3 separate regions of the Homo sapiens genome follow, and regions 2 and 3 are each linked to region 1. Evidence: chromatin contacts called from ENCODE Hi-C or POLR2A ChIA-PET data. All regions are on one chromosome and are shown on one strand. Each heading gives the region's core, a stretch centred on a gene start or an enhancer-like site at or near the end of the contact. The rest is flanking DNA. Distances are from core to core; before and after follow the strand shown. Region 1 holds the start of DDX5 (DEAD-box helicase 5). Region 2 holds the start of NOL11 (nucleolar protein 11). Region 3 holds the start of USP32 (ubiquitin specific peptidase 32).

The links. Hi-C counts contacts between places; a loop is a spot of excess contacts on that map. ChIA-PET counts read pairs that join two places held with the same protein, here RNA polymerase II (POLR2A). Pooled maps may share reads with other maps.
Region 2: a loop to region 1 is called in a map of CD8-positive, alpha-beta T cell, with 11 times the contacts of the local background. The contact joins the promoter of NOL11 here to the promoter of DDX5 in region 1. A Hi-C loop is called at or near these places in 2 of 168 maps with a recorded cell type or tissue (CD8-positive, alpha-beta T cell and naive thymus-derived CD4-positive, alpha-beta T cell), 1 of 37 single-sample maps with no recorded cell type and 12 of 50 pooled maps. POLR2A ChIA-PET finds 5 or more read pairs at or near these places in 1 of 52 experiments (CD4-positive, alpha-beta memory T cell).
Region 3: a loop to region 1 is called in a map of ascending aorta, with 13 times the contacts of the local background. The contact joins the promoter of USP32 here to the promoter of DDX5 in region 1. A Hi-C loop is called at or near these places in 1 of 168 maps with a recorded cell type or tissue (ascending aorta) and 11 of 50 pooled maps. POLR2A ChIA-PET finds 5 or more read pairs at or near these places in 1 of 52 experiments (HepG2).

What each region holds. Positions count from the first base shown.
Region 1 is chr17:64,505,039-64,508,102 of GRCh38, forward strand. DDX5 (DEAD-box helicase 5) reads right to left here and starts at 1,251. Exons shown (of 13, transcript NM_004396.5): 1 at 1,038-1,251. The coding sequence starts at 1,081. CEP95 (centrosomal protein 95) reads left to right here and starts at 1,939. Exons shown (of 20, transcript NM_138363.3): 1 at 1,939-2,078. The coding sequence starts at 2,060. RefSeq lists a silencer at 342-411 and enhancers at 502-711, 772-901, 1,602-1,841, 2,042-2,131, 2,113-2,729 and 1 more.
Region 2 is chr17:67,716,083-67,719,185 of GRCh38, forward strand. NOL11 (nucleolar protein 11) reads left to right here and starts at 1,854. Exons shown (of 18, transcript NM_015462.5): 1 at 1,854-2,006. The coding sequence starts at 1,866. LOC101928045 (a long non-coding RNA gene) reads right to left here and starts at 1,596. Exons shown (of 4, transcript NR_188294.1): 1 at 1,560-1,596. RefSeq lists enhancers at 1,765-1,844, 1,915-2,104, 3,027-3,103 and a silencer at 2,375-2,464.
Region 3 is chr17:60,390,652-60,393,429 of GRCh38, forward strand. USP32 (ubiquitin specific peptidase 32) reads right to left here and starts at 1,482. Exons shown (of 34, transcript NM_032582.4): 1 at 1,231-1,482. The coding sequence starts at 1,288. RefSeq lists an enhancer at 1,197-2,038 and silencers at 1,213-1,272, 1,303-1,522, 1,633-1,952.

The DNA.
Region 1 (3,064 bases), core at 1-2,500:
ACTTAGGTCATGTAAACAGCCTGGGATTTATCATGTCGGAAGCCGGGGATTTATCATGTCGGAAACTTGTCACCCACATGCCAGAATTTGGGATTCTGGCACACACCACTTCTTGTGGTTACTGTAATCTTCCCCACCAGCCTAGCAATTCACTATCAGCAATAACAAGGCTACATGAACCGAAGAGCATCACGACGATGTTACTCATATGGCCGTTTTGGAACCAAACAGCTTTAGTGGTAAGAACCTAAACAGTACAGTCAGCGATAACAGAACAAGGGTTTTCTCAGAAACACTTCTGCTAGCAAACCCAGCTGGGGGAACGCCGCGGTAGAGCTCCGGATCAACGAATCAAAATTATATAACGCAGGAAAAAAGAAAAGGAGGAGCCGGCGACTACCGGGGGAGGAGTCCCGGCCCGGGCGGAGTCGGCCGGGCGGCGTTCCCGCTGGGGCGGCGCTTCCCCCTTTGTCTCGCATTTCTCTCTGCGCCACATTTTCTCGACGCTGCCATTTTGAGCTCCTCCGCCGGGCGGGGTAACAAAGGCGCCGCCGCCATGTCCGAGGCCGGCATTTTGTACTCGCGACTCAGCCACATGGCTGATGCCGGCCGCCCTCCTACCCCAACAGCACCAGGGCTTTGGAAGTGGTCCCCTCGCTCCCACAGAATGCCCGGCCACCCCAAAAACACCTCCCGAAACGCCGCACCTAACAGATGTTCCTTCGTCTGCCTCGAAGCGTCCCGCTTTCATCCGCACAATACGCTCCCTCTCAACTCCCTCAACAGCTACCAAATGGCAGCCGCCCCGACAGCTCCCCAATCCCCACACAAAAAGCAAGCTTGAAGACACTACACCGTCAAATCTCTTCCAATCACTGTGACGTGAATATCAAAATGGCGCAAGCCTTCGGGAAAGGAAGTCCCAAGATAGCCCGGAAAGGCCAAGTCCAAGCCGCAAAGCCCCCGCCGGCCGCCACCCTGACCCGCCCTCCCATCCCCCCACCCGCCAGGCCTGACAGCTCGGCTCCCAAACTCACCCTCGGTCCCGGCCGCGGTCTCGGTCACTCGAATAACCCGACATGGCGTCAATGGTTGCGGTTGGCGGGGAACGAAGTATATAGAAAAGCGTGCGACAAGTCGCTGGAAATGGCCTCGATGACGGCGAAGCCTTGCGGGGGCGGCAGCGGAGGAAGGACACCGATGACACCAGCCGAAGCTGCACTACTAGAGACCGGTAGAAATGAATGAGGTGCCGGCCGCTTTCCGGCAGCCGCTTTTATAGTCTGGACCGCCTCCTACGCCGCAGGGAACGCTGGGAGCCGCTCTATGACCTAATCGCCCCGCCCCTCGCGCATAGGCCGCAACGCCCGCTGGCGTTCCAGGATCGCCGCGCTTTCACCCCTCCCCGCGCCACTCTCTCAGGTCAGGGCCCACCCACCATTGGAATGCCTCATTCTGCACTCTCTTGACCTCACCTTCTTCTGGTCTTTCCACACCTCAAGCAAGCCACCCCGCCCTTTCCCAAGCCCAGCCCCGCCCACCCTCGCCACTCGGAGATGTTTACGTCTCCAAAGAGCCCTCACGTCTGTAACCAAAAGAGGGGGAAGGCGGGGCCTGGCGTTGTCACGTGGCTGTACCACCCCGGACCACCGAGAGAGCGGTCCGCACTACTTTCCCGTTGACGTCGGCGGAGGGATACAAAACGAAATAGCTCACCGGAAGTGCGCTGCTCGCACCCCGGGACCCGCCCGGGCTGCCGGCTGATGTGGACCGTCCGACCCGCGTGTCTGATAATCCTTTGACGGGTTTTGGTCGGCGGAGAATGGTCTCTAAACTTCCCAAACCGCCCCCGTTTCACGTCCTGTGAAAGGAAGTGCTCCTCTGATGACCAATCAGCGGCGAGAAGCTCTTTTAACGTCCGTCCTTCTTTCACGCCTCCTTCCCCGCGCTTTGGTTCGTGCGTCCGCGCCCCAGTGTCGGGTCTGCGTGGATCGGTCCTTCCAGGACACCGTCGCCTTCCCGGCCGCGTCGGAGTCCGGCGGCGACCTGCCTCTGAAACATGGCAGGCTCGGATGCTGGTGAGTGTCTCCCTGGGGTCCCAGTATGTGTGGACTGAAACCGTCCACCTCCAGGGAGGCCTCGGGCTAGCCCGGACTGGGTCTGGGCTGTCGGCGGGGCTCGTGACCTTCAGACGCCGCGTCGCGCTGGCGGGTTCCCTGGATAGGGTCTCTCAGCTTCACCACCTCTTCGCTTCGAGGCCGTGGAACAGCAGTATGCTGTGGGAGAGAGAGAGGCACTGGGGCGAGGCCGGTAGGACACTTGGGTCCTGGCTGTAAAAAGAGCGGTCAGAAGGGTCGTCCCCGGACTTGTCTTTCTGTGGGGCGTCTAGCCGCTGTCCGTGTGCCCTCCGCCCTTGCACTATGGGCCCTGAGGTCGTACCTGCTTTTGTATTGGTCTTTAAAGGAACAGCATTCTTAAGATTTATTATGCCCCTGCAGAATAGTAGAATATGCCCCTGTAGAATAGTTGTGCTTTTTTCTCTTCAGTGCCCTCTAGAGTCATGGGCTTTGTCTAGCACCGCTTTTGAAGAGCGAATTAATTTGGTTGTCTAGGACGCTTTCATCCTTTTCACAAGGACTGCGTACAAACCAGTTGTCATGGTTTGGCCAGCTGTGAGAAATGGGCGTGGGGAGGGGGATTATGTGCATGGAAAATACACTCTCATTCGTTTCCAGAACGTTACGTGTCCAGAACATAGTGGAGATGTTTGTTTCTAATACCGATTGAAAGTGCTTTCCTACCAATTCCCAGGCATTTCAAGGAACAAGTATTTTAAGCTAAGTTACTTTTGGTACAGAAACCGTTAAACTTTGCAAATCCCAGCAATATCTAGGGGAGAGGAGAATGTGGTACGCAGGAAACGTCAACAGTATTGATAATTCTGAGCTTCATGTACTTCCCATATTTTCTTTCATATAGATCGATATAATAAAAAAGAAAAACTAACAAATGCATTACCGTTGATGTTGTTATTATACCAGTTCTTAACAGCCTAAGTTTAATC
Region 2 (3,103 bases), core at 604-3,103, 3.2 Mb after region 1:
GGTGCCCTCATCACCTCTCACCTGGTAACTACAATAACTGCGATAGACTTCTAGGGAATCTCCCTGTTGGTGCCCCAGGCGCACTTGCTACTGAGAATGCTCTTAGTTAACTGCATGATCGCTCCCTCCCCTAGTTAACTGCATGATCGCTCCCTCCCCTCCTTCATGCCATCCTCAAAAGATACCCTTGGGCCAGGCACTGTGGCTCTGTAATCCCAGCACTCTAGGAGGCCAAGGGGGGAGGGTCATTTCAGCCCAGGAATTCAAGGTCAGCTTGGGCAATACGGTGAAACCCCATCTTTACAAAAAATACAAAAATTAGCCGGGCATGGTGGTGCATGTCTGTAGTCCCAGGTACTCGGGAGGCTGAGGTGGGAGGATAGCTTAAATCCGGGAAGCAGAGATTGCAGTGAGTTGAGACTGCGTCACTCCAGCCTGGGCGACAGAGCAAGACCCTGTCTCAAAAAAAAAAAAAAAAAAAAAAAGACATCCTCTCAAGGAGGCCTGTGGTCATCCTAGTGAAAATTTCACATACACAGACCACTCCTTCCTCCCCCACACACCCACGCTTTATCTCTCCCTTCTGAGTTTAATGTTTTTCTTCTTACCACCTATCACAAAGTAAGTTATGAAGCATAATAATAAACTATATCCTCTTGATCTCACAACCCAGCCTAAAAATTAAAAGATTATCAGAGTTCAAGATCACCTTGGGCAACAAAGCAAGACTCCATGTCTGCAAAAAATACAAAAATTAGCCGGGCGTGGTGATGGATGCCTGTAGTCCCAGTTATTCGGGAGGCTGAAGCAGGAGGATTGCTTTATTTAGCCCAAGAGTTAGAGGCTGCAGTGAGCCATGATAATGCCACTACTTTTGAACAACAAAAGACCTATTAGCATTATAAAAATAGACTGCATTTGATTCCTTCACAGTAGCTGGATATTCTCCTTTTGCCCATGTCGTCATGTTGGGGCAATGAGAAACAACACACATGGCGATCTGGTGGATGCTTAAATCTAAACTGAGGCACTTTGTCACACTGGGTACATTTGTTTAGTAATTGCCTATTAAATGGTTTCTCCCTAAGAACATCACAATTTATCTTTACTTATTTATTTAACATTATTGATTGAATCTGCCATGCTTATCTGAGAAACATACATTTCTCCCGGAAATAAAAACCTTGCCAAAAATCACACAGGGGACCTTCAACTTCACCTTCATCAAACTAGTCTGAATTTCCTGTAAGCTGAGGAGAGATTTTCCCCACTGGGGCTCAGAGAAGGGGAGTCAGAGAACTCAGAAGGCCTGAAAGACTGAAAAGACTGGAGATCTCTAGAGGGTTCCAAGAAACTTGGGGGGAATTAAGCATTTCACGTAGGAACAGCACGTTATTGGGAGTTTACCTACAGAGATAAATATTTTTTCTTTGGCAGATCGTTCCACAAGGCCATGGATGGAATTCCTAGGGAGTTCCCTTGCAATTAAAAAAAAAAAAATCTAGCTTATTTATATTCGACCACTCCCTAGACCCATCTACAGTCTCTCAAGTCCCCACCTAGAACAGCACGCAGCCGATTCAGGACCCAGTAAGCAGCACTTCCGCGCCTACCCTATCCCTTCCTGGAGCACATCCGGGACTCGGCGAGGCGTGGTCTCGGGAGGCGGAGTCTGACGCAAGCCGGCCCAGCCCACCTGGCTAAATTCACAGTCGCGCTCGCTCCTTCCGCCCGCCAGAGGTCGCAGGCTGCGAGAGCAGGTTCCTGGTTTGGCAAGCACTCGCCCCCTCAGGCCCGTTCATTCTCGCGAGAGAAAGCGCGAGGCCTGCCGGGAGTGAGCGCGGCCGTACTTAGGTTTGCTCAAAATGGCAGCGCTGGAGGAAGAATTCACGTTGTCTTCGGTAGTCCTGAGCGCCGGGCCTGAAGGACTCCTAGGCGTGGAGCAGAGCGACAAAACAGACCAGTTTCTAGTGACAGACAGCGGCAGGACAGTCATCCTCTATAAGGTGAAGGCAATAGGTTTGGGAGCGCCCCGACTGCCTTCTCGCCCCTTTCTGAGCGCGGAGCTCGAGCTCAAGTTTCTCACAGCTTCAGAAAGAGATCGTGGAGAAGGCTTAGCAGAGAGCCGGCTGGGCCTGTTGGGGACGCTGAGTGAGGTCTGGAATCTGGCTTGCTTGCCTTCCTGTAAAGGCATATTTCCGACTTGCAGGGGCAGAGCGTCTGAGTGCACGTGGGTTAGACTCGGAAAAGAAAGAAAACCTGTGCTTTTGCTTCGGAACTCGCGGAATTGGCCTTGCTAAGATTCCCTCCTAGGGTCTTTATTATCTTAGCCGCCCGCGGGAGGATGGAACGGAGATTGGTTGGGCGGGAGAGGATGACACTGACAGAGTGGGAATAGTGGTTTAGCCGTGTCTACACTTCACACCCCTCTCTTTGTAGGGGCGGGGACAATTTTAGAGAGTGAGGGACTTTCTTGATAGCTCGCTAAGAATCTTGCCTCCAAGTGAGTTGTCTGTTGGCATCTCTGATTCACGCTGGGAATCCTGGAGTTGAGTCCTGGGAAAATCTGCAAGCCCTGCCCCCATTTCAGCCTAAAGCCTGATAGAGAACACTTTCTAACCTTGCTTTTGGTGGTCGCATAGAAAGCAGTTACTTTTCTCTGGGCTGCTGAACATAGTTTTCCATGTTTTAAAGAAGTTAGGTATCTGCTTTGACGTTTTGAGAACAGGTTGCTAACAGCTCCCTGTGCCGTTTTGACTCTGCTAACTCTATTGGGTTTCACTTGGGATGTCAAGTAGATTTGCAGTTTTGCAGCTCCTGCATAGGAATACAATGGCAGATTGGAATTGGATAGACATGATCCCAGATGTCCCTACTTAATTTCCCATGCCGCTGTTCAGAGGCATAACTTCCCATGCAGAGGCATAATATAATCAATTTTTAAATGTACTATTGTTTTTTTAACAAAGGGTTGCTTATTTACTTATTTAGGAACTTAGTTATATTTTCATTTTAACTACCCTTTTAGAGGTTTGGCCGGACGCGGTGGTTCACGCCTGTAATCCCAGAACTTCGGGAGGCCCAGGTGGGTGGATCACTTGAG
Region 3 (2,778 bases), core at 232-2,731, 4.1 Mb before region 1:
CACTTACCCCTCTTCTTCCTATATACGAACAAGAGTTCACTTCTCAAGCCTCATTTTGAATACCCGTCTTTTAATCTAATTACCATTTTATATCCTTAGCTACTAAAACCACCTGGAGCATGGCTGATTTCTTGACTTGGAAACCTGTTAACAATAATGCCTAGCTCCTAATCTTCTTAATGTTTTTTCACTTCTTACCAAGAATATCCATTAAATGTCTAAAAGAAATACAAGCATACACAGATCTACACACACTGAAATCCCAGTCATGAAAAATTAAGACATTCCGGCCATAAACTGTGCAACAAGACACTTCCAGTTAGTGTGTGCTTTAGTGATCATGGACAGCGGTATCAGAGTGAGTGGTAGGGGGTTGGGGCTGCCAACAATATACTGTGCCTCAGAGCCAATAAGCAGCAGGCCGGGACTGGCAGCCAGGCCAGTCTCTAAAGGGAGATTTAACACAATATCTGAATGCTGGACTTCCCAATGCCATTTCATGGAGAGGGATGGAGCGAGAACTGGGCATCAAGTGCAGTCAAAGGCTTTGGTCAACGTCGGAGGAGATGAAACCTAAGACAAGGTCTGGTGCCAACGCCAGCTGTCCAGTCTCATCTCACCTCAAACACAACTTCATTTCAGATCGTTCTTATCAAAGTCAGCCGCTCAAACGGTGAAGGGTGGCAGAAGCGGATGGCCACAGCCCTCAAGAGACAGGCATAGGCTCTGGGAAAAGGCAGGGACTCCCCAGATACGAAGGGGCTTCCAGTAGCAGAGAGGAGCGCTTTGCAGCCGCCTCCTCGTCCCCTTCCAGCTAAGGCTGTTAGGAACGAGGTTAGGATGTTATTTGAGGTTTTTATGAAGGAATGATAGGAGAAAATGGCAATGAAGGATGAGGGGGGCTGGATGGGCTGGAGCCGCCCAAGAAAACGGGGAGAGGACTTCCCTGGACACATCCAGGATCACAACGCCACCAGCGAGCACGGGCACTGCCCTGCCAGCGCCGATCCCCCTCTCTCAGGACAAGCCCCTTTCCAAACGGCCCTAATTCCCAAACGCTGCTTCCCACCCGACCTCTCTCCTCCACCACACTCCCCAAGGCCGGCCGCCTTTCCCTTCCGCCTCAGGCGCCCCACGCCCTCAATCTCCCCTCTCCCTCCCGGTTACCCACCCTCCAGGCTGCCCGTCGCGGGCCTCCCAGGCAGCTCGCCCAGACCCCTCCCCCCTCACCTCTCCTCAGCGCCTCCTCGTAGCTGAGGAATCCGATCCGTGACTCCTTGGCACCCATGCTCCCCTCATCCCCTCGGCGGGGGGTCGGAGCCTGATCTCGCCCCCACCCCCCTCCCGCCTTCTCCTCGGCGTCCCTGGGTGACGGTGACGGTGTCGGCGTCCCCCGCCCCCACCTCCCCCCACACTAACAAGTGCGGCTTCTGCCCCGGCGGCTCCTCCCGGTCGCCGCCACCGCCTCCATGCCGGATCACGTGACTCTTCCGCCCCGCCCCCTTCCCCTGCCTCCTACTCCGCCCTTCTCTCTCCTCTCTCTCCTCCCTCTCCTTCCCTCCTCACGCCCTCTTGCCACTTCCGCCCCCTCCCGCCAGCTCCGCCGAGGGTCACGGGACCCGAGGCCAGACACTGTTCCCGGTAACGGCCGCCCAGGGCCGCACGCTCCGCCCCTCCCCAAGCTAACCGCGCGCAGGAGCGCCGGGGAGGGGGACGCATCTCCGCACGTAACGCATCGTCCCATCTTCCCGCCAATCGCAGCCGCGCGCCCCGCCCGGGCGCCTCCGCTGGCGACGGGGGGTGGTGACTTCCGGGGCGCTTGAGGACGACCCCCCCCGCCCCCGCGCCCACATGTTCTGGCGTTCGGCGGGTGGGGTCCGAGCAGCTGACGGTTAGTGTGGCAGTTGCCGGGACCTAACATGGAAGACCGCAGAATCTTAGGGAATGGGGTTCTGAGGGATGCGGCATATGGCTCAGAAGAGAAAGGAGTGGGTAGGCAGGGAGCTCCCAACCTTAGGGACGTCTTTGACTGGGAGGGCGTTGTGAAAGGAAAGGAGAATCTCAAGGCTTTCCTGTGACAAAAGAATGCTCACACCTAGCGGGAGATCCCTGAGGAAAGTGGACCTTGTTAACGAAGTGGATCTGCCTTTTCGGGTCATCTCGCCTGCCCGGCCCACCTTCTCCTCCTGACCATGCCTCTTGTACACATTCTCTGGAAAGCGCTGTGCAAAAGGCTTATCCTCTCTCCCAGAGTTTCTCCCCGAGAAACATGAGGGCTACAAGGCTTAGCGTGGAGTCGTTTTAATCTGTGGTAAAATATACGTAACAAAATGTACCATTTTCACAATTTCTAAGTGAGTTCAGTGGCGTTAAGAACATTGATATTGTTTTGCATCCATTGCCACGTCCCATTTCCCACCGTTTTTCATCTTGCAAAAGGGAAACTCTGTGCCTATTAAACGGTAACTCCCCAATCCCCCTCCCACTGGTCCGTGGCAACCGCTGTCCTACTATCAATTTCACTACTCTTAAGTATTTCCTCTGAGTGGAACTCTGCAGACTTTCTCTTTTGTGACTGGCTTATTTCACTTGGCATCGTGCCTTCCAGGTTCATGGTGTGGCAGCATGTGACTGACTCTCCCACTCCACCTCTCCATTTCCCAAAGAATGAAAAGCAGGGATGTGAACAGGTATTTGTGCCCCCGTGTTTATAGCAGCATTATTCACGAGAGCCAAAAGGTGAACACAACCTATAGGAAACCATAAATGGAGAAACCA